Linked DNA regions of Homo sapiens: region 2 is linked to region 1. A link is an interaction called in ENCODE POLR2A ChIA-PET data of the cell type or tissue named here. Cell type or tissue: Panc1. All regions are shown on one strand. Links, peaks and the distances in the headings refer to the core of each region. The heading gives the core; the rest is flanking DNA.

Region 1 (16,057 bases), core at 4,271-12,270:
AAAATCGGGGCTTAGCTCCAGAGGGTCCTTGGCTTTGTCCAGGAAAGAATTCAAGGGCCAGCAATAGTGTTAAACAGCAACTTGTATTGAAGCGGCAGCCTACAGCAGCAGCAGAAGCACTGCTCCTTGCAGAGCAGGACTACTTATAGACGGTGTGCACAGAGTAGCGGCTGAGAGGCAGAGCTACACTCATATTTATATCCACTTTTAATTAGATGCAAATTAAGGGGTAGTTTAATGCAGAAATTTCTAGGAAAAGGGTGGTAACTTCCAGGTTGTCAGGTCATTGCCAGAGAAAAGGGTGGTAACTTCTGGGTGTTGCCATGGCAATGGTAAACTGACATGGGAGGTGCTTCCAGCCTGACTTGTTTTATACAGTCCTCAATTTGGTCTGGTGTCCAAGCCCCACCTCCTACCTCATTGCCAAATCCCCTCCTAGGGGAGTACAACATTTTGCAAGCAAAGGGTGTCTTTTCCTCACAGCCTTAACAACAGCATCATCAGACTTTTAGATTTTTGCTTATCTGAAATATTTCTTCAGCATGATTATAATAATCTTTCTCTTAATAGGAGTGTGGTTAAGCATACTTTTCATCCATTTAAAGGCCTCCTGCCTTTCATGTTCATGGTTTTGCCCACTTTTTGTCTAGTTGGTTTTTTTTTTTTTTTATCTCAAAGTTTAGGATCTCTACCTATTAAGGAGATATTAGCCTTTGGTTCTGTGATATATGATGCAACTCTTGACTCCCAATTTATCTTTTATCTTTTGATACTGCTTATGGTGTTTTTTGCTATGAAAAAATTTTTATGTTTCTCAGGTTAAATTTATTAAGATTTTCTTTTATTAGTTCTAGATTTTAAATCATAGATAAGTTTATAAAGAAATTTAACTGTGTTTTCTTCAGGTATATTATGGCTTCATGTTTTACATTTAGATTTTTGATCCATTGGGAGTTCACTCTTGCAAATGATTTGAGGTATGAATCTAAGTTTTGTACTTTTCCCAATGGCTGTGCAATTGTACTGTTTATTGAAAAGCCTATTTTTCCCCATTAGATATGCCACATTCATAATATACTTAATTTGCTTATAATCTTCTATTTATCTACATATTTTCTCATTACTTCCATTGGTCATGCAGCAATACCACGCTGTTTTTATTAGAGAGGCTTCATACTGTACTTTAATGTCTAGGAAGGCTAGTCCCTTCCCATTCCTTGTTTTTCTTTTTCAAGGGTTTCTTGGCTATTCTTGCTTGTTTATTTTTATAAAGAAGCATTAGAACCAAGTTGTCTAGATCTGGCTTGGGAGGAGGGAGAGGATCCTCTTGGTATTTTTATTGGGATCACATTAAATTTATACATTGAATTGGAGATAAGGGAAATCTTTATGATATCTTTATGATGGGATTGGGATCACAAATATATATTGAATTGGAGACAATGGAATATTTAAGAACATAAAATATTTGCTCAAGTCTGCTCTGCTTTTGTTTGGGGACCCTTTGAATCCAGATGGACTGCCTAAGTAGAAAGACTGGGAGACTAGTCAAGCTTCATCAGATAAAAGGTAACAGAAAATGACAATCAACAGCCACAGCATTTGCTACTGAGGACATAGGGCAGACAGAGTGTATTAGTCCATTTTTACACTGCTGAAAAGACATACCTGAGACTGGGAAGAAAAGGAGGTTTAATTTAACTTATAATTCCACATGGCTGGGGAGGTCTCATAATAATGGCAGAGGGTGAAAGGCACTTCTTACATGGCAGCAGCAAGAGAGAATGAGGAAGAAGCCAAAGTGGAAACCCCTGATAAACCCATCAAATCTAGTGAGACTTATTCCCTACCGCAAGAATAGCACGGGAAAGACTAGCTCCCATGATTCAGTTACTTTCCCCTGGGTCTCACCCACAACACATGGGAATTCTGAGAGATATAATTCAAGTTGAGATTTTGGTGGAGACACAAACAAACCATATCATAGACCCTCACCTCTTGGAGGCCATGAGTGTTATCTCAGCTTTCCACATCTCTGATACACCCATTCCTTGGACCGAAAACTGCCTCTCCACCCTTGCCTGCTCTTTGGCTCCATAATGGCCCTGACTGATGGAAATTACCTGGACTCCTGATTTCCTAAGGCCTTGTGTATCTGCTTCTTCACTTCTGGGTGGTGGTTCTGACTAGCGGCTGGGCCATGTGACTGATGAGGAGAAAAGAGTGTTTGATGACCCGTCTGGCTAAAGGGATGGTCACCTGCTGGGAATTAGTGAGGAATAAGATGGACCATCAAGGAGACTCAGTCACAGTGAGGCATGAATGACATTGGTACTTGGTTCTAGAAGAAAGGAAATTCCTCTGAGGTCCTTAAGAAAGGTCAGTAGCTGGAGGCATGGGGATGAGATTGGGGGTGGATCTCACTACTGAGAAGTAGCAAGAGGCTGATCAGTGAACCAAGTGGGGGCCTGGGCTATAGTGACAGCAGGGTAAATGTGGAAATATTTCCAAGGAGAATCTTGGCAGATTGGCTCTGAGGACAGAAGGCAAGGGAGGAGGTAAAGATGACACATAGGCCAGGAGTTGTCCATCCCAATATTAGGCTATTGTAATGTTCTTGCCAATAGAGGCTGGGCTGGATGCAATGAGTAAACGATGTTTTCATCTGAGTCATTCTCCTGATAAAACAGATGCCCACTCCATGCCAATCTGATGTATAGAATGTTGAGTTTACTGAACAGATAAAATAGGGAACCAATTTGTCTCACAGAAATAAAGCCTTGAGCCTAAAAGGGCCTTTGCCCATTTGCTCAAGTCTCAGATGTCTTTTCTTCTTCCTTCTTTCTTCCTTGTCTCCACAAAAAAGAACAGAAAAACCACTGCCAGCATCTGCCACGCTTCCTTGTCTGTCTTTGCCTTTCCCTAGTCTCTTCCGCTGTTTTCCTCCACTGGTTTACCCAGGCTCCTTAGCTTCCTCCCAGCCTTTTTCCCTCTGGCTCTTCACTGGCACTGGCTGAGAAAACCAGGCACGGGCCTGTCCATCCGCAAGCTCCTGCCACTTTGGCCCGCATGCGTGGGAAAGCTACTGGGTCTGTGATTGCTGCAGGATGCATCCCTGTCCCAACCCTGAGAAAGGGGGCCAGCACAAGAAAGGAAAGGAGGGTGAATGGTTTGGGGGCTAAAGGCCCTAGCTCTGATGTCAAGAAGATGGGTGGCCTTGAGTAAGTTTTGTCACCCTTCTGAGGATCAGACTTCACATCATAAAATGGGAATGACCATAGTACCCTTTGCCCCCATGGAGTTGTTGTGAAGCTGAGCCTCTTGGAAACAGGTTATAGTTCTGCATAGAACCAGACTGCATAGCACCAACATCACACCTTGCCAACTTCCTGTGGCAGTTTGCCTAAACTGGCCCTGGCAAGGGAAAAGCCATCAGTGTGTGGGTAGCAGAGAAGAGAGTGAACTGTGCCTGACTTTCCAGTCCCAGTGAGGACTTGGACTCCCTCCAAGGCACTGTAAACTGCCACAGCCACTGAGCACTTCTTTGGGAAGCAGTCTAGTAAAGAGAATTCAAGACTTCTCTTCTAAAAGCTCTGAGAATGTTTCCACTGGCACTAACCGGTTTCTGTGCACATTGGCAATGTCCAGATTCCAAGTCAGATGGAGCCCCAGCCCCTTTGAATCCCTTGCTCTAGAGGTAAGAAGTTGAGGTGAGGGAGACTAAAAGACTTGCCCAAGGTCATGGTTAAGTTGGTGCCTGATGCCAGAGCAGGCCTGTCTGCTGAATCACAGAAAATCTCTCTTGCAGTGGCAGAGTCTATGATTAGTAGCTTAGACTATGGAAACAGACTGGGGTTTGAGTCCCAGCTTTTCCATTGATGAGTGGTGTAACTTTAGACCGGTTTACTTAGCCTCTCTCAGAATCAATTTTTTCACATGTAAAATGAATGTCATCATAGTAAAGGAAACACAGAAAGCATTCAGTAAACATGGTGTTGTAGTTGTCATCCACAGATGCAAGGCAAAGAGCCCAAGAGAAACCAGGGCTGGTGGGGTCTCAACCCCAAGAAGCAGTACAATCCGTCTTCTTGTTCTCAAGTCTCATCATCTCACAGAGATGGTGGATCACCACCATCTGACTTAGGTTTAGGCATGCTATCTTGACTTTGCCCCATAATTCTAGACCAGATATTTTTTCTTTCTTTTTTTTTTTTTTTTTTTTTTGTTGTTATTACAACACAAGTTCAAAGATAGATCAGATCTTTTAAAATTTGTGTTAAATATATAATACCTACAATATGTATAAGATATAAAGAATAACAATAAAATGAACACTTATACCCACCATTCAACTTAAGAAATATACTACAATTGCTTGGAAGCCCTGCATGTCCCTTCGCTCCAATCCTGCTCCCTGGTGACTTATTCATTTTTCATTCCCTTGCTTGGTTTTACCATAGATGTACTTATCCTAAATAACATATTACTTAGTTTTACATGTCTTTAACCTTAATATAAAAGGGATCATACACTTCTTTAGCTTGCCTTTATTGCTCAAATTATTTTTGTTATTTATCCATACTGATGCAACTGGGGTTCACTCATTTTCACTGTTGAATAGTACTCCATTATGAAAATATGTCACAATTAATTTAGTTGTTCTCCAGTTGATGGACAACTGGGTTATTTCCAGGGCCATTTTTTTCCCCTATTAGAAATGGTGGCTGGGCTTGGTGGCTAGGTCGGACGTGGTGGCTCATGCCTATAATCCCAGCACTTTGGGAGGCTGAGGTGGGTGGATCACCTGAGGTCAGGAGTTCGAGACCAGCCTGACCAATATGGTGAAACCCCGTTTCTACTAAAAATACAAAACTTAGCCAGACATGGTGGCATGCAACTCTATTCCCAGCTACAGGGGGGCTGAGACAGGAGAATTGCTTGAACCTGGGAGGCGGAGGTTGCAGTGAGCCAAGATCGCACCATTGCACTCCAGCCTGAGCAACAGAGTGCGACTCCATCTTAAAAAAAAAAAAGAAGAAGAAGAAAAGAAAAGAAATGGTGCTTCAGTGAAAATTCTAGCACATGCTTTGATATACAGAGTTAGGAGTGCTCCGCAATATCTGTGATCCATGCTGGGTCATAGGTATGCATGCCATCAAATTTATTGGAAAATACCAAACTGTTTCCAAACCATTGCACCTTATACTTTTAGCAACAGTGTATAGGCACTCCAAATTTTCTTTAAGGTTGGGATTGTCAATTTCTCATCTGTGAATCTAGTGATTCATTAATTTCCATGTCCACTGTGCTATGTAGACCGACCTTAAAGGCTTATCATGGTATATCGTTCTGTGTGCGCTGTGGAACCACGTTGTGTGGTTTCATTCCTTTTATAAGTTACCAACTAAGGCTTGGTATCATCAGTTTCCATCTTTGCATTAACCTTTTTGGTAATCCAGTTATGGGGCCTGTCATTTGTATTTTGACTTTCATTTATGGTGCATTTGTCACATAAAAGTTTAAATTTATATGTATCTAGATTTACCACTGTTTTTCCTTTTTGTGTTTTGCTTAAAAAGGTTTTCCCCGGCCAGGTGTGGTGGCTCACATCTGTAATCCCAGCACTTTGGGAGGCCGAGGCGGGCGGATCACGAGGTCAGGAGATCGAGACCATCCTGGCTAACACGGTGAAACCTTGTCTCTACTAAAAAATACAAAAAATTAGCCAGGCATGGTGGCGGGTGCCTGTAGTCCCAGCTACTCAGGAAGCTGAGGCAGGAGAATGGTGTGAACTCAGGAGGCGGAGCTTGCAGTGAGTCAAGATCGTGCCACTGCACTCCAGCCTGGGTGACAGCAAGACTCCGTCTCAAAAAAAAAAAAAAAAAAAAAAAAAAAAAACAGGTTTTCCCCACTTCAAAATTAGAGTCAAATAATTTAAAATTTTCATTTAGTCATGGAGCAACTTAGAAGCCAAAGCAGTTGTGGCAGGCCTGGAACATTAGGCTGTCACACTGTATTTCACATGGGGTAAAATGTCCAGTCTGGAAACACAGTCTCTCATTTTCATCATGTTAGACTAAATACAGTAAAAAGAAGAAAGACCAGTGGCTGTAAAAAGAAAAAGCAGAAGTGTAACCTTTGCCTCTGGTCTTTTTCTCTGGGGAAATATGAAGTTGTCAGCCAGGTGTTGAGCAAAGTTGTTGGTGGAGAGAAAAGTCAAGTGACTTATGGGGTGCATTTTACAATAATTCAGAAAGAACGAGCTGACTATTATCATTTCATTCAGTGAAGCCTGAATTTCCTGATCTTTGATGACATTGTATGTGCCTTTACCATCCTAGTCTACTTGTTTCTTTCAGTTAGGAACTATGGGAGAGGAGGAGGCAGGGTCTAGAGCTCCTTCAGGATGCACTGCAAGAAAATTGAGCAGCCAGATTGGGGAAAATGAATGATGGCAGGAGACAAGCACTTGCATTTTTCTCATGCAACATTGTCTGCTCTCTTGCTGGCCTGGCCAAGTCAGTGTCCTGGCCAAGCAGAAGGGCCCCACCCTTCAACAGCTCTGAAGATTCTGCTCCTAAACATCTGGTCAAACCAGAAATTCATAGGCAGTGATGAATGTGAATAATCAAGGTTACCTGGAAAAAGACAGAACATCCATTTGTGCAAAGAAGAGGCACAGGAGGGAAGAAATCCATCCACGGTTTCCACCTCTACCACTGCCGCTGTTCCTTCTCCCCCTCCTCCTCTGTCTCCTCCTCCTCCGCTTCTTCTTCCTCCTCCTCCTCCGCTTCTTCCTCCTCCTCCTCCTCCTCTTCCTCCACCTCCTTCTCCTCTTCTGTCTTCTCCTCTTTCCCCACTGTCTTCAGCCAGATCTTGGGTCTGCAACAGGAGAGGTAACTGAGAGCTCTTTACTTTGTCCTGCTGTGTATTCTGACCCAGGAGAAGACTGGTTCCCTTGATAAATGTTGGAAACGTGTACTTTATTCCACAAGGGTGAGCAGGGCATTCTCAATGGCTGCAGAAAAGTGTGTCCAGGTACAAAAGGTCACTTCCCTCCCATTTTCTTCCTCCTTGACCCTGGACTGCGGGCTGCTCTTTAAACAACAGGTAAATCAGCATTTTTCAGATTAGGCAGAAGGAAATATAAAGTCTTCCAGGAGGGAAGTAGAGTTCTCTGAATAGGTTCAGCCCCTACAGGTATGGCTCCCTCCTCCCAGCCTCACCCCACCTGTCTGACCTTGAGATGGCCTCGTGTCTGGCGTGTCACTGGGTGTGATGAGCAAGTGGTGGACAGGACAGAAAGAGGCAAATGCAAGGAGGGGAATGGCATTCTGCTTTTAGGACTTCAGAATGGCCTGATGTAGGAATTGCATTGTTGTGAAACTGTTAGATTTGTTCTCATCTGACTTTTGGGTACATCCTGGTTTGTTTGAAAGCATCTGGCTATCGGCGAGGTAACTCCTGACTCTATCAGGCAATAAGGAGGCTGCACATCTGACGATAGAGTTCATCTCCCCTTTCCTGAGTCATCCATCCCTACCCCCAGATGAACAGAGAATTGCCCATCCCATTTTAAATAGAGCTCCAGAAAAAGAGATACTCTAATTCTCTGAGTAAACTGTTACCACCATGCCACTGACAACCTGATATTTATTTTTAAACGTATTGCCCGCATCGGGGGGTAGGAAAAAGCACAAAAATGCCATTTTTATATAATGGTTCTATAAGTAGAAAAAGCTTATCCATAACTTTATGCAAATAAGCAGAAAGTCTCCAAGAGAGGTTCAGATGGACTTGATTACTCTGCTTTTCCTTGAGCCCAGGAAGTTCCCAGTTATAGCATGCACCTGCTGGAAACAGACTATATGTGTTTGGGACAAACAGGAAGTAGTGACCAGCCAGAAACTTGTCCTAACCTGGTTACAAATCTGATTGTAAAAGAAAGCAGCTGGAAAGAAATTTGCCTGCCCAATAGGTTTCATTATTAAAGTTTACACAAAGTGGAGTAATCACCAAGCTGGCTGGCTATCCAGATCACATGATTATGTAGAAACATGAAACTTGACTATGTGCTCGGGCAAGTTTTACTTCTCCCTAGAGCAGGGGTGTTTGCCAGCAGCCTGCACTCTCAGAAATCAGACTTGAGTGGCCGGAACCCTTGAGACCAGAGGCTTACCATGCTGCTCCCTAGGAGGGCCAGGAACTGCTGACGTGACCACTGGACAGTTATTCGTGTCTCTTACAATTACCAAACAGAATGGACAAGCTTAATAAAATAACCGTCCCCGCCAGTCAGAAGTTGAGGTAAGATTTTCCCCACCCAATACCCTTCTTCATCTCCTTTTTTTCCCCCCAGTGCTCTTATGGCATCTCAGAAATACTGAAATCCTGGAATGCTTTGCTAGTTTCCAGTGGGTGGCACTTACTATAGGGAAGTGGACTGAGCTTTTAGGGAAAGCATTGGGTGGCACTTGCTATAGGGAAGTGAACTGAGTTCTTAAAGAAATGTGTAGGAACAAGAGAGACTTGCTTTAGCTGCCTCTTACAATAAAGTGTAAAGCTCTGGAAAGATAATAAAACAAATGCCAAGGGCTTAGATTCTACTGAAGGTCAACTTTTAGAATCTGAATGCAACCAACTTTTCTAAGGAAGGGTTTCTCTAAACTGAGTCCTCACCCATTTTATTGCAGGTTACTATTTAATTTTAAGGATAGCTGTAATCATTTGTTATTCATTGTTTTATTGTCTCATTTATTTTGTGGGTGTATATGACAAGTGTGTTTGGGGGGATTAGATCTGTCTTTCCAATGCCCTCATGTCAATGTAACAATATCCATAACAAGCCTCTCAAAAAGAATAAACCAGAAGCGGCCCCATGGGCGTGAGTCAAGGAGCTATGGAAAAGACAACTTCCCCAAATTTTGCTTTTGAAGGTCTTCTTTTTGTCTCATTGTAATGGCATCATGGCTTTCAGAGACTGGAACTTTTAAAGTTCTGGGAGTGCAGTTTTTTTTTCACATTTTTTAACAGTTTTTTTTTTTTATTATACTTTTAAGTTCTGGGGTACATGTGCAGAAGGTGCAGGTTTGTTACATAGGTATACACATCCCATGGTGGTTTGCTGCACCCATCGACCTGTCATCTACATTAGGTATTTCTCCTAATTCTCTCCCTCCCCTAGTCCCCCACCTTGACAGGCCCCGGTGTGTGATGTTCCCCTCTGTTCAGGGAGTGTTTTCTATTCTGACTACATATTAGAACTTAGCCAAATGTTCAGGGGGTGATGTGACACATGTAGCAGACAAGTAATCACAGATAACAATGAGCCAGAGAATTGAAGCTTTTGAGACAATATTTAAGAGAAAGTCTGGATTGGCAGAGGGACAACCCTTCACAGTAGAATACAGGTCTTATGCCTAGGAGGTGCTTGGTAAAAGGTAATGTGAAATGCATCAATGATCTGGGATCAGTAGGCAACATCAGCTGTGTTCAACCATTTCAAGAACATGCTGTTGAGTGCTGCTGTGTGATCAGCACTGACGGGACAAGAAGGCACCTCATTCTTGCCCTTGGTCTCAAATAGCTACACCCTCATGAGGGGCGGGGGTGATACAATGGAAGCTGTAAGCGACAGAAGGAATGTAAGAAGAGACTTAGAGTAGCAGGAGGAGGTTTCATAGAGAAGATACTTTTAAGAGGTAGGCTTTGAGAGGTGGGTAAAATTATAAAATACTGGAGAATTGGAGGAAACATGTTATGTGCTGGGAGGGAGGAAATACAGAGGCTGTCACTCAAAGCTTAACACAAGTACGGTCCATTTGTGGGATAGTGAGGAGAGTTTTCTGTCCAGCAGAAACTAAAGAGTAGGGAATGTGGGACCTGAAGGTCCTGGTATGATTGGACAAATAAGGTGGGTCCAGGTTGCAAAGGATGGTGAGTGCCCTGACCATAGGGAGTTGGAGAACAGGTTATGCTGTTAGCTGTTAGCAATGTCATGACAGTAGGCTTAAAGGAGCCTGGTAGGATGCGTTGGAGTGGGAGGGACACTGGAGGCAGGGATCTGGTGGGAGGGAGGAGCGCTTAAGTAACCCAAGCATCCAGGGTTGTAGGCCTGGACTTGGGACATGGCAGTGAGAAGGAAGAGGGAAAGAGAGGGCAGAAAGACATGGCAAAGAAACTAACTAGGCACCTTCCTCTGAATGAACAGGAGGATTCCAAATGTTTTTTTTTTTTTGTTTTCAGACATATTCCATAATGTAGAACTATACAGAAATGCATTCTCTTTCAGGGAATCCAGGTGGGAATTTAAGTAAAGGTGCTAGAACTTAAATCATTTTATGATTCCTCCCTTTGGGACAAAGTCCAGCTTGATCACAGAGTAGTTGATGGGCAATATACAACCATAGATTATGGGATAGAAAACCAAAATTATACCATGGATAATCATACACTACACTCATCTGCTTACATAAAAGTAACTTTTTTTCCACTTGATTACTCAGTTGTCTTTATAGAATCATCCTGTTGTGGTAAAATGTACTGTTGACGTGGAACTTTTCAAAGAAATGAAATTGTAAACTCAATGGGCTCGAAGCACCATCTTAACTCTTTTCCATAATTAGATAGATAGGATGGTGAGGAGTCAATAGATGAAATACTTGCCTCCTGTGATTTGTGTCCTCTGTCCTGACTGGTTGACATCAATTCTGAAGGTTGATTAACCATGTAATTATTTGGCACCAGATGACCATAAAAGTGGACAGTTATGTTTATACTCTTAGGCTTAGGTGAGAATTTGCTCAAATTCTTAGCCACAAAAATAGAAGGACAGTGAGTGTCCATCCAAAGGACTGAAAGGAATGACCTTGATCCAGGGAGTATATTCCCAGGACTGAAAAGAGAGTGGAGCAGAAGGAATTACTAGGAGGAGAGGGGAAGCAGAGTCATCCAAGGAAAGGAGGGCATGCAGGATTGGAAGGAGACAAGGAATTCTCAAAATGAAGAAGAAAGGGAATGTTCTGGATGAACCCAGTGGGGATGGGTCATCACCTTGAGAGTTTCTGCTGTATAAGAATAGAGATAGGTGAGATGGCTAAGTTGCTTGTGACCACAGAGAGGTGTGAGCACAGATTCTCATGTCTTTGCTCCCACCGAGGCCTGCTAAAGTAGGCTTCTCTGTCAGTAGGAGTCCATAGACACTTAGGGTCTTTTAGTTGATTCCTAGCCATGATTTTCCCTTAATTGTATAAGGTAAAGTTATGATCAGAAACCTGGCTAGAGCTGGGTTTCAATCGTTCCACAGTAAACATTCCTATGATCATAAAAATTTCACCTTTCTAGGGGAACATTTCAAAATTTACAATCCTGAATCACTTTGCAAATATCCCTTTTCAAATTAGTAAAACTAACTTGAAAATGAAATGTTTAGTTTTTAATAACCTCCCAATTGATTCATCATCTGTGCTTGTGTATTTTTCTTTGTAGCATAAACAAACACATACCTGCTCATTTTTACAACTAGAAAAGGTCTTTGACACAAGTGTGGTCAAATCGGGTCTCCCCAGTTATCTTATTGATTAAAGAGTATGGCATTTTTCCATTAGAAAAATCAAGATTTGTGTGATTTTAGGCAAGATTGCCTAATCTCCTTGGTTTCCTCACCTGTAAGATAAAGATAATAATAACAGTACCAATGTTGTAGGGCTATTGTAAGGTTTAAATAAATTTTTCTGTGAAGCAACTGGCACATAGTGATTATAGGACTTTCAAAATAGTAGCTATTAATATCATTACTGTTGTTATTCTAATTCTATAGTTGTGTAATTGATTTTCTGAAAATAAACAGGGACTTTCCATTGATCCCTGATAAGTTTCATGTTGGTTCCTTTTCTTCTTTCTGACTATTTTGACTATTTTGTCTATTGATTCTGACATCTGTGACACTTGGCTTTGCATGGACTGCAGATGTGACAAACATTCCTTCTCTGCGTTCATCTAAGTGACTAATAATGTTAAGCATGACAGAACCCTGCTGTGGGTGTCTGGGTCTTCCTGGTAGGGGTCTCACTGAGACCTTTTCTAATGGATTCTGAGACATGCCTTCTCTTCTCAGGGTTTGGAGTTTTCAACTGGAGTTTTTACTTCCTTGATTTTTCTGGTTCAGTTCTTCAGAAACAAATTCACCTTCTTTTCACCTTTCCACAACTAGCTGTCTCTCAGATCCTCCCTGTTTTGGTCGATGGTATCCTCGTCAGCCCTCACACTGACTCACCTTTCCCTCTTCACCTCAGCTGACACCCACTCACCTACCACACCCTGCAGGTTTTCTTTATGGCTCTTCTCTTCCATATATGGCTTTTCTTTCCTTTTCTTCCACAACATCCCGGATAGGTTATTAGCTCCCCCATGTCCCCTATGTTTGTTTGGTTCAAACTACAAAATGAGAACATTTCCCAAAGTCCCTCTCAGCTCTGATGCTGTGATCCTTTAAGCACAGAGACCACATTTGACATATGTTACATTCTCAAAGGCTACCATTTTATCTCAGGACTCTCAGGAAATATTTCTTGATATATTTAGAAGGACCATGCCATTGGGGCCCAACAGGGCTGATTCTAATGGCCAGTTACTAGCTGAAGCCATTCAGTTTCTCTACACCTCAGTTTTCCCAGCTGCCAAACGAAGCTAGAGATGCCTTCCTCACAGGCTTGTGTGAAGACCAAGTGAGACAACATGGACTGAAGTTCCCAGAAGAGTATTTGCCACTTAGTCAGTATACCAAGTCAATAAAAAGCAAACACAACCACCAGTACCTCAAACCACCCAAGCTGAGTGGCATTTGCTGTCTCTCTTGCTCTTCATATTTGTGGTTCCAACTCCTTTTAACTGGGGTGGCAAACTTCAGGGGAGCTGCAGGCAGGAGGCACAGCATCTAGTGGTGGAGATTAGATCCACTTCCTGGACCGTCTGGTTTCCCATCCCCTCACACTGCCTACCTGCATCCCACTGGATGAGAAGCCACTTAACTGGACCATCTTGCGGCACACCAATGGATGGACTACCCAGAGCAGCTGAGAAGGGTTCTTTCTCCCTGTGGGCAAGTCACATGGGAGCCACGTTATCAGAAACTGGCTTAGTGCGAGTGGACTTCAGAGTCATCAGCCAAGAAAACTCAAGGCAACTTCCTCACCCACTCTGGGCATGGCTGTGCTAGGAAAACCCTAAACCAGAGTCCACATGTCCGAGGAACCTCTCTTCTGGACCCAGTGATTGTGTACCATGGCTGAACAACACCTTCCTCTTCACACAACATGTTTCCAAATGGACTATGATACAATTGATTAGGTTTCCAAGGACCAAATCACAGTTATTTTCCAGCCCTGCCTCCTAGATTACTGGATTGAAAAGAACTGGGCTGGTGCCAAACTCTTCAGGCATGTATTTACAGACGATCTCTTGTTTTCTCCCTACAGGTGATTTAACCCCATCTGTTCTTGGGAGAATTTATCAGCTTGGTTCATTTTCAAAGAAGGTCTTACATGAGCAAGAAAAAAAGGGAGAGAAAAATTAAAGGATAGCTTGTTCTAGGGAAATTAAAACACTTCGCTTTCTTTGGCTTCTTAATAGATTCCACAGAAACATCCTTCCCCAGCCTCCCGCAAGACATAGCTGGATCATTTCAATCAATGGTTCTCCATCAGGGGCAATTTTGTCCCCAAGGGAACATTTGGTTGTCACAACTGGGGAGTGTTACAGACACTAGTAGTTAGTCCCCAAGGATGCTGCTAAACATCCTACATTGTACAGGGCAGTCTCCACAACAAAGAATCATCTGGCCCAAAATGTCCCTATTGCCACTGTTGAGAAACCCTGATTCAGACTAAGTGACATGTTCTCTTCAGAACAATAAGCAAATATTCATTTCTATTTGCTTATAGTGACAACGTGTATTTAAAGTTCAGAATAGGCAATACATATCTTTGCCATTGTTGTGGTCTTTGCTCAGATCACACTGGGTTTCCGGTCTGGGATGGTTTGGATGAGGGATTGCCTAGAGGAGGGGCAATAAATCCTTAGGCCTGCATTTCAATTTGATGTTCCTTTTTAAAAGTTGTGTCAAACAAAACTAGATCCCATGAACTATATGCACCATTGAGCTATAAGTTGCTCTCTCCTGGGTAGAAAAGTGAGAGCAGGAAAAGATTTCCAGACATAAGGTCATCTTGTAATAAATAGTCTGTTTCTACTTCTTCAAGTAGACTGAGCAAATCTTGAGTGGAAATTCTTAATGTTGAGGTAAAAAGCATATTATGTCATAACACAGCCATTAAGAAGTTCAAGGGCTTGTGAGTCTGATCCAATGGCCAAATTCTGGCTGGGTGTAGAGAGTCATTCCTGCAATCCCAGCACTTTGGGAGGCTGAGGCAGGAGGATTGTTTGGAGCCAGAAGTTCAAGACCAGCCGGGTCAACATAATGAGACACCCATCTCTACAAAAATAAATAAATAAATAAATAAATAAATAAATAAATAAATAAGTCTGGTGTGGTGGCATGCGTCTGCAGTCCCAGCTACTTAGGAGGCTGAAATGGGAGGATCGCCCAGGAGGTTGAGGCTGCAACGAGCCAAGATCATGCCACTGCACTCCAGCCTGGTGAAAGAATGAGACCATGTCTCAAAAATAATAATAATAATAAGGCCAAATTCTGGACAGAGGTGCACACACTGTGCTTATCCTAGAGCAGAATATGTTGCCTAAGGACATTGGATAAAAGACAAAGCAGCTGGTGGAGGAGAGATGAAATGCGTTTGCTTGTCCATCCTTTAATCTTCTTGGTTATATATGAAAATTCTGTGGCAGTGTCCAAGAGGCATGTATTTGGAATAATCCTTCCATGAGCTGGGAGAGTTTCTGGAGCAGGATTCACCCTGTCTTGTCTGGTCTCCCTGTGGCCAGTGTGTATATATTTTTTTGAAACCGATGGGTAGGCTTTAAGGGTTCAATCTTTTTCATTAAAGACTTTTTTCCAGCTCTATTAAGCATTTCTATGTCTCCCCGCCCCCCTCCAAAATAACTCTTTAAATTGGTTTCGATTGAATCTGGATCTCAGGAAACGCTTTGTGTGATTGTTCTGCATATTAGGAATGATGAGAGGAGGTCTATGTGAAGGACCCAGGGTCCTGTGCTCAGAAGAGCGCTGTCTCTTGTAATGTCAGATGCTCAAGGCTCTTGGGTAATCCTGCCCCCAGGCTTGCAGGGCTGTGGTGCTCTTGCCCACTGTAGACAGAGCCTCACTAAGGAGGCCTTTTAAGTCCACCTAACCAAGACTCCGTCTCTGCAGATTGGAGGTCAGAGAGGTACCGCTACTGCCTCCCATTGGACACCCTGTGTCTCTGGATTGGTGATTACATTCCATCAGGTCCCCCTTAAATCTCACAGACTTGGGGCCATTCTGCTTCTTGAGGGTGACCTTGCTTCTCTGTGTTTGCTCTGTCAGATGTTGAGGTTTAAGCGCTCAAAGGCAGCCTTAGTTTTTTCATTCCACGTTTATGCTGGGTTTCCTAGGCCCCTAGGAACCATGCACATTATTAGGAATTTAGAGTATGTTTCACCTGTTGCTCCAGAAATGGGCCTCACCTGCTGATGGGGTGGAATTCCAGCCCCTACCCAAGTCCCTGCTCCAGATCAAGGGAGCAGAGAACCCTGAAGTGTGATGCTGGCTGCCGTCCTCTAGGTCCCACATGACCTCGGGGTTCCCCAGCACAGCTGTAGGGAAGCAGCTTTTGTGTTGGGCTGACACTGGACACTGGGGTTGGCTGCTGCGGTGGAAACCCTCTCTCAGGAGGTTGCTCCTCTTCACTGTGTGTTAAGCCTCCTCATTACTGGCGTATTTGTCTCCATCCAGCAATGAGCAAGAAAGTCTGACTTCACCTCCTTCCTCCCTGTGCTTTGTTCCAAAAAGAAAAGAGCCCTCCCCACAAGCCCCTCCTCCTCCTTATTTCACCACCTTTTCCTACCTGTCCTGCCTTCACCTCCCTTCTGAAAGGGAGTCCAC
Region 2 (16,057 bases), core at 3,828-11,827, 64 kb after region 1:
TAAGCTCCCATGGTGAATAGATCAACCAAGCCAAATTCCTCAACGCCCGCCTCTCCTCCAGGAACAGCTTCAGGTAAAGTGTATGTGTGATTTGGTTTGGTTTTACGTCTATTTCAAATAAGAAAAACAGATCAACTATGAAGAGTAATCACTTGTATTTCCAAATGTCTTAATATTGGGAACAGAAGGCCAGTCCTCATCCTCATGCACTGTCTGGTGGCACGTGTGTGGAAGTGGCCATTTCCCCAGGCCTTTTGGCATCTGCTAGACAAGTTCTGGTTTTCACCCTACCTTCCTGGGCACCTTGCTGGCTTCTCTGTGTCCCCTTCCTTGACTGAGGGGGTCCCGGAATTTAGCCCTCAGCCCTCAACCCACAGTTCTTTCAGAACATCATGATGGTTACAAGCTTGGTTTTGAGCCAGACAGACCTCGGTTGGAACCCCAGTGTGCCCCGTTACCAGCTATGCCACCTTGGGCTTGTACTTCACCTCTCCAAGCATCAGATTTTCTTTTCTGTAAATGGTGCTCATAGCCCCTACTCTGTGACAGGAGAATTCTGCAAATGTGAATGCGAAACTCTTAATGAGTGCCTGGTACACACTAAGTGCTGAGGAGAGAGAATGATTTTTCACTTCTGTAGCGTTCATCGATTAATCTGGATTCATGTCTCAAGTCTACACTGGTAACTCCCTGGCATCCAACCCCAACCTGACTTCCCTTCTGAACACCTTGATGCTCCCACACAGGACTCTAAACTCACTCCTCCCTCCCCTGCGGGCACCCCTGTTTCTCAATGCGTAGAGCCTCCAGGCCACATGCTCCAAATCCTGCTTTTTTTTCTCCTGAATTTGCTGTTCCATTTTAGCTGTGACCACCCTAGTCTGGGCTTTCTTTACTCAGCCACCTTGCACCTTCTTGTCCAGCAGCCATACCCCTGCCTCTTGGCTCTCTCCTCAGCGACAAGGACTGAGCCGCTGAACTCCTCCAGATGTTACCAGTTTCATCTCACCACAAAGCTAGTCTTTGCCATGTCACCCCTACCCCCAAACCATGAATGTTCCTGGTTGCTCCTATAGGTTTTGGCAACCCCCAAGGCTGAGCCCAAGACACTGAGGGGTGCCCATGACCCCCATTAACAGCACAGAGAGGTGTAGGAGCCTGCTCTCCAGCATTCTCACAGGCATTTCCTCTCCCTCTCTCCCCTTGTCCCTCTCCCCTAGGCACACATATGCGCGTGTGCACACACACACACACATTCATACACACACACTCTCTTCTCTCACAGAGCTGAACACAAGTCATTGAGAGGCTGAGCTCTGCTTCCAGAGACAGGCTCCTTCACAGAAAATGAAAGAACAGTCGAGTATTTTAAAAATCTTTTCCTGGACTCATTTCTTGTGAAATTATTCACTTTCTTCACAAGTTCTGGTTTTACTTAACCTCTCCTCAGAACCCACAAGCGCTTTATAAGTGGGGAGTGGAGCTCAGAGCCATCTTAGCCAGCTCATCTTACCCTCTGGAGAGACAAAGGTCAAACATGCCAATCTAAAACATCGTGACCAGGTTGCTTAGGCCCCAGCAGAAATGGAGACTCCTAACTCCCGATAACTCAGGATGAGGGCTGTTGTTACTGGAATAGAAAACCTTTAACAAATAAATAAATGAAGACCTCAACCCTCCTTTAGAGAAATAGATTACTAATATCTGGTGTTTACCTCTTACAAAGCTCTACTTGCCTTACAAGGACCTCCTCTTCCTAAAACACACTGCCTTACAAGCACCTCCTCTTCCTAAAACACACCCAGTACTCCAATCAGCCTGTATGTCACGGGTCTTGCTTCTTGGTCTTTGTGTTCTCACTTTTAGGACACCTAATCCTACTCATCCTTCAAGGCCCAGCTTGAGGCCTCCACCTCCAGGAAGACTCCTCTGGTTTCTGTAGCCCTCAGAGAGCTCTCCTTTGCAGGAAGTCTCTTCCCCCTTACACTTAGCCCGTACTTATTCCCTAATTACTTTGTGTCTCAGTCTAATCGCTTCCTAAGTACATTGCAAGCTCCTTGGAGACCTTGCCTTCAATGTCATTGCTCAGGAGGCTTTACCTGGCCCCAAGCTGGGACAGATCCCTCTAGTGCCCTGCACATGCCCTGAGATTTCTGTCTTTATTTGCTCACAGCTGTTTCCAGGGCCTACCCCAGGATCTGGCTCAGGGGAGGTGCCGAGACTGTGGAGGGGTCAGTTGGTTGAGAGGGTGAATGAGTCCTCAAACACTGGTTGTATTAAATATTTAAAGAATCACCAACAGGGCTTTAGCCAGCTGGATTTATTACTCATAAGTTTGCTATTAACCTGGTATAGCTGTATTTTAATACTAGGGTCATCAGATGAAGAAAGCAAATCTAAACAAGAAAATAATGTCCTGGTTATGTGATTATCACATACAGGTGGGAGTACCTACAGGAAGGGGGAAGAAGTGAAATAATTTTGAAGGGACAAGCCTAAACAGTCCGAGTGGGTTTCCGAGTGTGCAAACAGTGGAACCTTCAGAGATTATTTTTACAAAAGAAATGATCAGACTACTAGCCTGTGTCTTTGAATAACCATCCATTCCCCTTTAAAGGCTTCAGATAGTCCCCCAGTGGGCATCACAAAAGTGTCCATCAGGTGCCTAGTTGGTGTTTCTGTCAAAGCACCACACCACATCAGTTTCCTCTGGTCAATATTGCTCTTGGTCCTTTGATAGCCAATAAGGTGCCTGCCGAGGGTGATATAGTAAATCTGGTGCAGTGACAGCCCCTGCCGTCCCCGCTGTGCTTGAGAAGCCAGTAGAATGGATTTAGCCGACTCCAAAGCCAGAGGTTTAGGTCCTGGCTCTGACATTTGCTAGGTGCCGGACTTTGAACAAGTGAAGTCATCTCTGTTTCTTAGTTTCTTCCTCTGAAAAAATGGCACCTATGCCTAGGGGTATCATGAGTAGATACCATGAGAATTAAGTGACTCAATATAGATGACTTGCACTCATAAAATGCTAGTGCTTTGTTATTATTATTGTTATTATTCAGAATCCCTTGTTCAACCTGCCTTGATCCATGACCATTCTGGCAGATATTATCAGGGAACAATATTGTTTCATGGGCCAGTGACCCATGAAGAGTCATGCTCCATCCTTCCCTAGAACTCTGTCTTCCTGAGGCAAGACCATAGGCTTTCCACCAGTGTCCTCCGTGACAGTGTTCCACCATGACAATCATGCTGTCCTCTGATTGTCAGAAGTTATTTATAGGGAAGGAAAGGAAAAGGAAGGTTTTGGCAGACTATTCTGAGATATGCAAGAAAAGGAAGCATAGTAGAAAAGCCAGGAGGAAGGTCTGACAAAGATAATATAGTGGCCAAAGGAGCCCTTAACATTTCAGAAGAGGGAAAACCCCTGGGATGAAATTCAGACTTAGACCTTCTTTCTACTTCCTTATTTTTCATACAAGATTTTGTTCCACTTCCCTGAGATCTTCCATCAAATTCTATTGCAGTCAAGGGTACTTTAACAGTGTCAGTCTTAAGTATTCAATTTGATACACCAGTTACTTAAACACAGGGAGACTCCTACTACACATTCAGGTGACATTTCAGTTTATTGTTTTCATGTTGTCACATGAAATGTAAACATTCCAAACGCAATCTCTTTTCCAAAATGTTTCAAAAAATCAGACCCAGTTCAGGTACCGTGGAAGACAGCTGTCATGGAGGGGGCATTGCTTCCCAGGGTGCTGGGGAAGGCTTCCAGGTACAATCCACACCACCCACTCTTTGCTGTTGCTCCCATCCTTGAGGGTTTAGGAAAAGAGTCAGTGGGCTCTGAGTAGAAGCCTGGGAGCCTCTCTCCAGTGACATACATGGGAAGGAACTTCCTGAACTCTATTTCAATACTTTTTGAGGCCTTTTCTTTTTCTTGTCTGTGTTTGGATGAGATGATATGGAGGGTGCATGTATCTTCCCTGTTATAAATTCTGAGAGGGCAGAGGCCTATGTCTGCTTCTTCACCTCTTCCTCGGCCCCTAACACAGTGCCTTCATGTGCTTTACATGTACCAAGTCCTCAATAATCCTTGGTAATGGATTATTATTTCAATGTGTGCTTATCTGTGCTCTATCTCATAAACTAAGAAAGTACAGACTGAGGGCAGCAGGTCCAGCCTGTACTTACAGAGTATGCCCTATAAATCCATTAGGAATTATAGGCCAGGCACCGTGGCTCATTCCTGTAATCCCAGCACTTTGGGAGACCAAGGCAGGTGGATGGATTGAGTCCAGGAGTTCAAGGCCAGCCTGGGCAACATGGCAAAATCTCATCTGGACAAAAAATTAGCCAGGTGTGGTGGTGCATGCCTGTAGTCCCAGCTACTCAGGAGCTACTTAGTGGGGAGGATCACTTGAGTCCAGGAGTTTGAAGCCTCCAGTAAGCTGTGATCTCCCCACTGCACTCCAGCCTGGGTGACAGAACAAGACCCTGTCTCAAAAAAAAAAAAAAAAAAAAAAACGGAATTGTGGACTTGTATGTGTAGTAAGTTCTTAAGAAAACATTTATTCAGTTCAGTTAAGTTAATGAAGAGCCTCATGAAGAGACCCCTTGGTCTCACTGAGCAATGGTGTCCAAGCAGGTGAGCATCATGTCTGAGGCAGCTAGGGGATGCTGAGGGGGCTGGCTCAGCTCTGGCCTCTCCCCTCCTGGCCTGCCCTCTGTCCCACAGTGAAGATCCATCCTGCTTCTCTTTCACTTCCTCCCTCATAACGATTGTCTGGCATCTATCTTCAGGTACAGGAAGGGAGGTTGGGTGCAGGGGACAAGACCCTTCGGGTCCCTTCTATGACTTGAGAAGATGAGATTTGGGCAGCAGCCTGCACTTGTCTCAATTTGTCCATTAAGGAAAACCTGTCGGCGAAAGCCCTTGAAAACTCAGAGATGAGTGAGTAAATATCCTCTGAATGTGAAGTTAGAGGCATTTACCGTATTTAAGTGTGCTTATAAAGGAGCACTGTCTGAGGTCTGTGTCAGGAGTGGTGGGTTGGAGCCTCTGTCTCTGGGCACCTCTGCCGTGCACATTTGTGCAGTGTGCACAGATGTAGGTGTGAGCTGTTGGCTCCCTTCCTGAAGGACCTCTGTGGGGGTCCTCACTGAGTCCTCAGAATCAGTGGGCTCAGGACTTGCCCCATGGGGCAGGGGGCGGGTAAGGAGAAGGTCCTTTAGAAATGTTAAGGTGGAGTCCCTAACCCCCATCCCAGCTCTGAGCTTATACACTGACACTTTTAAAATGTGTCATCACCTTTGCCCACAAGTTTTCCTTAATAGCTTCAATATAACTACCTATATGTGCTTAACTGAAAGCAACACAGTATGTGCAAATATTTCTGAGCCTGCCAGAGAGGCCAGCCTCAGTGTGAGCATCAGCCCCCGGCTCAGGACTTGGGGACTGAGTAGTGTATATGTTTGTGCAGGTCGAAACAGTGGGGCCTGGGAAACCAAGTCACCTCCACCAGCTGCACCATCCCCGTTGCCACGGGCCGGGTAAGTACCTGTTGCAGGAAGCAGCTTTTGAGATCTGGGGAGTGAGGATGGTGATACCCCACTGCCCTGTTGACTTCATTAGAAGTTCTCCCCATGGCAGGCTGCAACTTGGACCAAGAGTAAGGAGCCCTGCTAACATCAAATGAGCCAGGCATGGTGGCTCAGGCCTGTCATCCCAGCACTTTGGGAGGCCAAGGCGGGCAGCTCACTTGAAGCCAGGAGTTCAAGACCAGCCTGGCCAACATGGCGAAACCCCGTCTCTACTAAAAATACAAAAATTAGCCAGGCGTGGTGGCACACACCTGTAATCCCAGCTACTTGGGAGGCTGAGGCAGGAGGATCACTTGAACCTCTGCAGGTTGCAGTGAGCTGAGATCACAGCACTGCACTCCAGCCTGGGCAACAGAGCAAGACTCCATCTCAAATAAATAAATAAATGAATAAATAAATAAATAAATAAATAAATCTAGAAGTATTTCCTCCTGTGAAGTTTTAGTTAAGTCTTGAGTTCACTAACTTACAGTGTTCCACAAGACACCCTGACTTTCAGAAGCTCCAGCACCTGAATCATTTTCAGAGCCTCTAGCAGGTTTTGTCTTTACTTACTGCTGCTCAGTTTTATGGTCTGTAAATAAGTGTGTAGATATATACTATGTGCTGGTCATACCAGGGCACTCCCTCAAAGCCATACGACTGAAGTTCCTCTCGAAAGTGACAGTCATTCTTTCTTATTGAATTTAGAAGGGCTTTGTAAACAGTCAGGTGACGATTGTAATGTGTTAATATTACAAACGTCACCCCGTAAAATTATGTTGGCTCAACAGGTTATTTGGAAAGCAAATTTAAATATGTCTAAAGCTGGCCTGAATGGCTCTAATCTTATTTCTGTCTCTGTGTAAACCAAAGAAAGCCTCCATGTTGAAGGTTTATTAACCAAAACTCTGCATACGTCTCTCTTAGTTCAGCTGTATCACTTTGGGCAAACTACTTCGTCTCTCTGAGCCTCAGTTTCCTCACCTTAAAATGTCACTGTAAGGTTTAAATAGCACCTGAGGAGCCTAACCCAGTGCCAGGCATCTTACAGGTGCTCAGGAATTCTTAGTGTTCTTCCCCCACACTTCAGCTCTCAGCCGAAAACAAAGCGAGAGAGAGATATGGTGAGGGTTTTTAAATTAAGAAATTTAACACACAGAAAAGGAGCATACAACCTTACCAATATTAGACTCCAGTCTCTATTGGAATCTTGAGTTCATTGACTTACAGTGTTCCACAAGACACCCCGACTTTCAGAAGCTCCAGCACCTGAATCATTTTGCAAACTAGAATGTTAGTGCAGGCAAGTACCTTCAGGACCACACATCAGTGGTTTTCAAACTTGTTTTGGTTTCGGATCTCTCTGAAAGAAAGCCTGCACAGAAGACAGTGGAGAATAGTCCCTAGAGACAGGGAGGAAGCTGGAGTGGGCAAGTGCAGCTGCAACCTCACCTGCTGGACCACCCTCTTACCTCTACCCTCTGTCCTGGACAGTAACCCCCACAGGGAGCTGTTGGGGAAGAGGGGGCTCCACAGAAACACTGAAAATACTGATCCTGGTCCTCAATTGACAGGTGAGGAATCTAACCTCACACTCAAGACAAAGAGGCCCAAGGTCACCCGCCAAGTAATTAGTGCAACTGGTGCAAGAGTCCAGTTCTGCCGGACTGGTGCCCTACTTTATCCCCAGTTGACCCCTTCCCCATCTGTCAGCAGACTCCATCTGAGCCTAGGAGGATCATAACTAAATCCCACTTCCATCCCTCTCCACCCTGCAAGGATAGTCTTCTACACACTTGTATCGCTTTCATAATTCTAGCTTAAATTTGAGACTAAAATAATGGTAAATAGCTCCATTTTGTCTTCGTTGTGTTTTAACAAAGCTCATCTCTTTTTATTCCCCAGGAAAAAACCAACGACACCACTGAAGACAGTAAGTTAATTTTGCATTTAAAAGTGCTTCATATTTCCTGCAGTGTTTATTCTTATCCATTTATTTAAAGTTGAAAATGCTTCCAGCTATGGTGAACACAGCAATCTTAGCAACTGAAGTTGCTGCCCAAGCAGTCCAAGAGAAGCTTCAAATCCTCAGGTAGCCAGGGAGGATGCTCCTCCCTGGAGCATAGAAGGAGCTCATCCTCACTTGATCCCAGCAGCTTCACTGAGTGTGCGCAGCAGATCAGAGGGGCAGCCAGGTTCCCTGCCCTCTCCACAGGAAGCGTCTGTGTCCACTCCCCACCACAGCTAATGGTAGACCATTGTGTATCAGGCACACATAGGCCTCACTAAACTCAGATTCTGGCCAGAACATGGTGAACCTGGGCCACAACACTACATAAGGGAGCCCACCTGGACCTAGTCCCTACTGTGAAGCCTGACATTTACAATCATTTAGCAAACACACAGAAGGGGGGGGTCATGAGACCAAAGCAGATGCCAGATGCCTGCTGTACATGGGTTACTATGTGGCAGCTGCTGGGGGGGTCATGATTTCCATCAACCCTGTTGACAAGGCAGGGAGGTTTCTCCACCACAGTGACATTGCTCCTTCATAGGACACTTCTGGCTGTTTGTTGCTTAATGCAAAGGTTGGGCTAGGGACTGTGGGTTTGTAATTGTTGTTGTGATTGAAAGAATAGCAATGCATCAAAGAAAAGTGCTGCCAAAATATTTATTTTAATAATATTGCTCTGACATTTATTTCCACATTCTGCTATATTGAATAACCTTGCCTTTTTTTCTTTTACATAGACTCCAGTTGCCTCTCAACAGAATGCTTCAAGTGTTTGTGAAGGTAAAATCTATTATTTTGAAGGATGAGCATGTCCTCTAAAAGTTATTTTATTAAGGATTTGTATGTACACATTTATTACATTATTTTTGGGGCAATTGTAAACATGAAACTCAATTTTCTAAACAAAATAGTTTTTGCAATGAGCAATGAACAGCAAAACTAGCTCAGAACCTCAGCATGTTTAGAGTAGGCTACAGAATGCATGCAAAAACCTGCCTTTTGGCAGACAGATATGACTTGCCAGGCAATAGTGCTAGGACCTTACATAAATGTGAAAACTAACGTAGAGCCATTCACATGTTTTAGAACTAATAGCTTACTTAAAGTAATGAAAACTTTAAAAATCTGTTTATTTGAACAAGTTCTTTTGCTAAGTTTTCAAGATAATGTTTTCAAAGTTCAATTGTCTGTCTTCTTAGTACATCTTCAATTGCTTTTCTTCCTTTTTTTTTTTTTTTTTGAGTTAGGGTCTCACTTTGTAGCCCAGACTGGAGTGCAGTGGTGCATAATTATAGCTCACTGCAGCTTCAAATTCCTGGGCTCAAGTTGTCTTTCTGCCTCAGCCTCCTGAGTAATTTAGAATTTCTTCCTTTATCATCACTCAAAAATCTTATATATATTTTTAGAAACTGCTCATGTTAAAAAAAATTGTGTTTGGAAATTACCGGAAAAAAATAGAAGAATCATCTATAATATCAGCACTTAAAACATTATATAGAAGTTCATGCCCTGTACCCATTTAATTCCATACTTGAAGATACCCAGGGTTAAAAATGTAGTGAGTATTCTCCCTCTTCCCTGAGTTGATGTGCGTATATCTACATAAAGCACTCTCCTTTCTCTGATGATGGACAGTGGATCTTTTCTGAGCATGCACTACAACTCACCTCTCTGCTTTAATGACGCCATTAGGTTTTTTCATCCTGTCTCCCATATCTTGCTTCCCTAGGCTATTTCTGAGGCATCACCCCTTTTCTGCTGTATTGCTTTCTTCTGCCTTCCCTTTGAGGCTTTTGTCTTTTCTGTACTTCCATTCCTTGCAGCCTCTCAGACCTGCTGAGTCCAGGTTGTGGAGTGATAGTGACTTCAGGAGCTCTGAGCATCTGTAGGAAGTAAGTACAACCTGTGCAGACTTCATGGCTACAAGAGCCTCCAAAATCCAGGAAAGAAGCAGGGCCCAAGGCATGTCCACTGCTGCTTAGGTGTCCTCATTCTCAAAGGGTTCCCAGTACAGGAGCCTGCCAGGCATGCCCCCTCCTTTGTTATTTATTTCAAGAGCATAGGCAATTACCATCCAAATGCAAAGTGAGTGAGTGGCCTCTACTAGCCTAGGAAGGAATCAGGATGGCGGAGGCAGAGCAGGTGTAGTCAAAGCTTATAGGCTGGCAAGACCTAAGGTGTTCATTGTTTCTCCTTCTGAAATTACCAAGTTTTAATGTCATGAGCAAAACATCTAACATAGAGGTTTGAAGTAGCTTGCCACAAATTCAAAATACAATCTTCAGAGGTTCAAGGTTTCCAAGCTTTAGTGCACCACTGAATGGTAAGAAACCCTGACGTCTATCTTACCATTTATTTGAATCTTTGAGTTCTTACTACTTTTATTTCTTTGGGGTTTCTGTAGTTCTCAGCCTTTCTTCCATGCAGACTCACACATGAACATACCAAGATTTTAACACACCCCACCCCCCAACGACAAATTTGAGGGAGAGTAAAGTATTAAAATAATGTGTGATCACATTTATTAATGGTTCAGCAGTAGAGTTCACTATGGGCTTCAACATAAATTTCTTACACTTCAGGTTTATGCTCATTTCCCACCCTTTCCTCTTCTGCTCAGGAAAACACTGAAATGCAAGTGAGATTTACATTATTATAGGGATAACCTTGAATTTGATCCAATTAATTTTGCAAAAAGAGATCATTTATGAACTCAGTAGTGTGCCTCTTATCAGTAACACACTGCTTATACCACGTCTTATGACTAATCAAGACCCACCAGGGTGTTGTCTCCACCTGTGTGGAGGCCACATGGCAAGTAGAGGGTGAGTTGTTTAGAGGGTGGCTAAAATGTTCTCATCTTCTGGCTTCCACCTATACTCACACACTTAAAGTTTCAGGGCCCGTGGGTTCAGTCTCTATGTACATTGCCAGTGGATGAATGCAGAGGTGGTAGGATGTACCTGTAACACTGCTGGGAGGGAGTCCTGGTCCTCATAGCACAACCACATCAACAGACTGGCAAGTGCACAGATCCATGACATCTCAGTAACTAAGACATGTTCCCGGGAAGACTTCTGATCAAATTTGGTTCTTCTCAGCTGATGTTGCTGGGTTTTGGGATGAGGACAGACATTTCACTCTAATCCTAATATGATAATTTTCCTGATCCAGAAAAACCTATACCTGCTGAACGCCACCGAGGGTCAAGTCACAGACAAGAAGCTGTGCAGTCACCAGTGTTTCCTCCTGCCCAGAAGTAAGAATCCTTTCCTTTAAAGATCAGTTTCCTCTTGTTGCTGCAGGAATTAACATGTGCATTGTTTCACTGCACAGTGACACTGACTTGCAGTGCTAGGTAAAAATCCAACATTTCATTGTTTTGCAGTTACGTGTTAAAAGGTGTTGAGCAACTTTAAAATAACTGTGTAGAGTTGCAGAGACCTACTAATTGGGTTAATTATTGAACTTGACTAAAATACAATACTTTAGTCAAGATTTCCTCCTTTTTCAAAACTAAAAGGAAGAGTCTTACTTATCTTTAAGGTTTTGGTGGCTCTTTTATCTTTAGATACATTTTATTGGCCATTTGTATTGATTTATTTGTGATGTGCCTGTTCACAGCATCATCAGTGTAAACAAAAAGTCAAACTTACTCATATTGTGCTTTGTCCTTTAATTATCTGAAATTCTTTCTTGCAGACAAATCCACCAAAAACCCATACCTCTGCCAAGTAAGTACAACGAAGCCATGTAGTGTATCAGGGAGTGGTCGAGGCTGGATCCTAGAGTCTGATAGGCCTGGGTTCTAACACAGCACTGTCGCTTCCAGCTGCGTTATCCTGGCATCTTCTCCCACTTGTTTCCTTACCTGTAAAATGGGGCCAAGAATGTTTATTTCACAGAGTTGTTTTGAAAAGTAAATATATTTGAGGCAATTTTTACTTTTTTTAGTAGCGATTTAATATTTTACTGATCATGCATCCTTTTTTAACTTTTTTTTTTTTTACAAAAACAATACAGCTGTTTTCAAAATAATAAGATCAAGTAAAACAACATATGGGAAGCACCAGCTATAGTGTTTGGTTCTAAACAAATAATACCGATTTAAATTAAGTCAAAATATATTTTAAAGATCACAAAATATGTCTACAAAAGGTACCTTAAAAAGAAGATACGGCAAATATCTGGATAATTTTTCCAAGGCAAACATCACCCTAAAAATATATGAATCGGATAAGTCAGGCTCACAGAACGTAACTGCCCAAACCTTAATTTGCCTGCAACTCAATGTGGGAAAAAAAGGAAGAAAAAAACTCTGCTTTACATAGATAATTTGGGATATATTCCAAAATAATAAAGCTTAAATCCATTTAAATAAACAGTAATTGTCCACATGCAAAATTTTTATGCATTTTTTTTACTAAACATAAATTGGCTTTTTAAATTTTTAATAATATTCATCTTAAATAAATGAAACTTTTACTAGTTTTTAAAAAAAATTCTGACAACACAAAGTGAAAATGATTTGGCTACAGAAATTTATTTTTCATTATTTAAAAAGGTTTATTATACCTTTTACCGTTTTTCAAACCAAGTCATTCATTCAGTTGTTAGTGACCATATGCCGTGTGCCAGGCATTGTTCTAGGCACAGGAGATACAAGGATGAACGAAACAAATAAAGACCCTGTCCTCATGAAACTTATATTCTACTGAAGGAGACAGAGAGTAAAAATAAACGCACAAATAATATCATATCAGGTAAATGCTGAAGTGCTATAAAGAAAAATACAGCGCAGCAGCAGGGGTGGGTGGCAGAGAGTAACGGAGGCAGGGAGGGCTGCTGCTGTAGACAGGATGGTCTGAGAAGGCCTGTTCTATAAAATGGGCATAATAGCTCATTCCACAAAGAGCTGGTGAAAGGACGAGATGCACGCATGTTGAAAACAGAATAGGCCTAGCACATTCGGGTGTCAGAAAATATTAGCCATGGGTACTCTTCCAACTGCCAGAACTGCAGAAACCACAAACTGCCCTGCACTGTGCACCTAGGGAAAGTCTGTTCACTCACTCACCTTTGCTGCTCTCACCTGGGAGTGCTGTTCCCCTCCTATTAGAATACATCCTTCCTTTTGGCCCATCTTTGTTGGGCCTGCCAAGCCCTCACTGCCCCCTCCTCTTACAATGGTGGCTGCCTTCTCTAAACATCCAGGGCACTATTATCTGAAGCACTTAGTTTATCCAGAATTCTTTCTCCTGCAGATTTCCCCATCTTAATAAAGGACAACTCTGGTTGCTGTTGTCAAAAACCTTAGAGTCACCCTTGACTTCTCACTTGCTTTCTTCACACACCTTCCAGCTATTCCTTCAAAATAGATCCAGAATCCAACCACTCTCACTGCTTCCACTGCTGTGATCTGTCCAAGTCACTGTCATCTCCTGCAAGAACACCGAACTGGCCTCCCCCACTCTGCTGTTGCCACCCTCTGTTTCCAGCCCAGCAGCTGGAATGACCCTGTTAAAACATAGGCAGATCATGTTACCCCCCTGTTCAAAACCCTCCAAAAGCTTCCCTTATCATGTTCATTACAGCTCTTGAGTCATGTTAAGGGTCCACCAAGTCCTATAAATCTGGTCCCTTCATTGCCTCCTGTCTGACTGTATCTCTTACTCTTCTCCCCTTTTCTTACTGTACTCCAGGCACAGTGGCACCCTTGCTATTCCTTAGATATGCCAGGCCTTGCCTTCACAGCTCCCTCTACCCGGGACATTCTTTCCTGGGATGTCCAGTGCCTCCTCCCTCTCCACCTGCAGATCTCACCCACATATTCTTCCTTTCCTGATTTATTTTTCTTCATAGCATTTATGACCCTCTAACATTATATATATATTTTTTACTTATGTCTTTATTGCCCATCTCAATCCATTAAAATTTAAGTTCCAGGAGAGCAGGGCATTTTGCTGTTTTGTTAACTGCTGTATATCCCCAATGCCTTTGATCCATGGCAGAGAAACAAGAATGAATGAATGAATGAATGAATGAATGAATGCAGATAAGTCTTTTTCGTATTTCACATGTTTCCACATTTAGACTGTAAACTCTTTGAGGGAGTTGATGCCTGAAGTCAGCAATTCTCAGACATTTTGGTCTCAGAACCACTTTAACACTCTTAAAATAATTGTAGACCCAAAGAGCTTTGGTTTACATGTTTCTATTGATACCTAGTATTTTAAGAATTAAAACTGAGACATTTAAAACATTTATTAATCCATTTAAAAATAATATTAAACTCATTACATGTTAACATAAATAATATTTTTATGAAAAATAACTATATTTTCCAAACAAAAACAATTTAGGGAAAAGAGTGGCATTAGTTTACATTTTGTAAATCTCTTTAATGTATGTTACTGCAACATAACAGAGACTGCTGGATTCTCATCTCTGTTTCTACATTTCATCTGTTGCAATGTTTTTCTGGTGGAACTACATGAGGAAAATTGGGTTTCATAGTGATAGGTAATTCAAAAAGAAAAGACCTCTTGAACCACCTGAAAGGATTTTCGAGATTTCCAGGGGTCCTTGGACCACACTTTTGGAACCATTGCCTTAAGGATTTTTTTTGGTGGATGTGTCCCTGGCAGCACCTAGTACAGTGTTAGGGGATAGGCATAGAAAGAGTTCAAGAAATATGAAGATTAATTGAAGGACTTTTCTGATCCCTTTCAGGATTTACAGAAGGGGGAAACCCAACTGTGGATGGGCCCCTACCCAGCTTTTCATCTAATTCCACTATTTCAGAACAGGTATGAAATGAACTCTTGATGTCACTAAATTGTTACCAGGAAACTGCAGGAAAGAGCATGTCTTCTGAGAAGAAGACATTTGGAGTGAACCTTGAGAACAGAGACTGTATTTTACATCATTATGTGAACTGTCATTTGGTAATAGGGACAGAATACCCAGTTGTTGTTTTTTTTCAATGACTAAGACATTGCTCCAGTTAATGTTTCCTCAAAACTAGCAAGGAAATGTGTTTTCATTATTCTTCCTCTCACATAGATTTTATTTAAACTTTGTAATTTCCTCCAAATAGATCTGTAGAGGCTGATGATATTAAATCACATATAAGACAGCACAGTTTATAAAGGGACAGAGAAAGGACTCTGTGTGCCCTTGGGCAAGTCTTTCTAAGTTTCCATACAAATATATGTAAAAATGTAAAATACGGATAATAGCATGTGTCCTTCTTGCCTTCAAAGAAGGCATATATCCTTTCTTGCAAGAATCAAATAAAATAATATTTGTAAAAATGCTTTGGAAATTGTAAAGCACTCCACAAAGTAAGAGCAATAAGAGCACAATGGAAAGGGGGATTATTACTTATTTAGGAGAAAGAAAGAAATAATTCAGGAACCTAGCTAAGGCCAAATGAAAAAAAAATACAAAAAACAAGTTAACGGTATAATCCTTGTGTTTGATCAAAGGAAAAATAAAACTCATCTTAAAATTATTGGTGTAAATGTAGAGGCCTGTCTTGATAATGCAAATGGGTCTTTGTTTCTAGTACACAGAAATTAGAGTTAAGTAGGGACCATCCCATGCTGACCAGTGCCCTCCATTTCACAGGAAGCTGGCGTTCTCTGCAAGCCATGGTATGCTGGAGCCTGTGATCGAAAGTCTGCTGAAGAGGCATTGCACAGATCAAACAAGGTCTGATCATTTTTATTATTTATTATTTTTATTTTATTTTATTTTATTTATTTGTTTTGAGATGATGCAGTTTCACTGGAGTGCAGTGGCTCGATCTCAGCTCACTGCAACCTCTGCCTGCCTCCCAAGTTCAAGTGATTCTCATGCCTCAGCCTCCCAAGCAGCTGGGATTACATGTGTGTGCCCCCAAGCCCGGCTAATTTTTGTATTTTTAGTAGAGACGGGGTTTTACCATGTTGGCCAGGCTGCTCTCGAACTCCTGACCTCAGTTGATCTGCCTGGCGGCCTTGGCCTCCCAAAGTGCTGGGATTACAGACGTGAGCCACCGCGCCCGGCCAAGGTCTGATCATTTTTAAATCACACGTTTTGCCCTCAGCCTGTAATAGACACAGTTGTCGTCCTTATGATATGCTAATTAAATAATTGCAACAAGTGTAGATACAAGGATCTTTTTCCTTTACTTACTCAAGAGAAACTGCTATCCCCTCCTCTCTTTCAAGTTCCTCCATCTCATTTCTACTTGTCCTTTCATCTCCTCAAGGACCCACAGCCTCCACTGCCCTCCAAACAGTGGGAGACGAGAAAGCTCCAGGGGAGGTCTATGGAAGGCTTGGTGCTGCATGAGCTCCACTGAGGAGTGAACAGTGACAGGCTATTTTGGATCAATGTGCAGGATTAAAAATTTGAGTCAAGATGGCAAACAAACAAACAAACAAAAAATACCTGGAAGTAAATGTT

What was found. ChIA-PET counts read pairs that join two places held together with the same protein. Peaks named below come from ENCODE experiments on the same cell type or tissue, not always from the same donor. Only the 100,000 strongest peaks of a DNase experiment are listed, where the experiment ranks them.
Region 2: POLR2A ChIA-PET joins it to region 1 with 15 read pairs; 2 of 35 experiments call an interaction of 5 or more read pairs at or near these places.

Annotation. Positions count from the first base shown.
Region 1 is chr10:96,263,602-96,279,658 of GRCh38, reverse strand. BLNK (B cell linker) reads left to right here and starts at 8,090. Exons shown (of 17, transcript NM_013314.4): 1 at 8,090-8,307. The coding sequence starts at 8,261. RefSeq lists enhancers at 6,210-6,269, 6,400-6,449, 6,936-7,035, 9,145-9,194, 9,225-9,344 and 1 more. In Panc1, for the core only: no CTCF peak of the experiment used is centred there; no DNase peak of the experiment used is centred there; H3K27me3 peaks cover 2,352 bases.
Region 2 is chr10:96,199,337-96,215,393 of GRCh38, reverse strand. BLNK (B cell linker) reads left to right here. Exons shown (of 17, transcript NM_013314.4): 8 at 5-73; 9 at 5,487-5,556; 10 at 7,495-7,522; 11 at 8,341-8,383; 12 at 10,778-10,862; 13 at 11,306-11,337; 14 at 14,336-14,412; 15 at 15,236-15,319. It also overlaps a transcript of ZNF518A not described here. Among named protein-coding and RNA genes, the nearest start is that of BLNK, 64 kb to the left of the region's middle. In Panc1, for the core only: no CTCF peak of the experiment used is centred there; no DNase peak of the experiment used is centred there; H3K27me3 peaks cover 1,108 bases.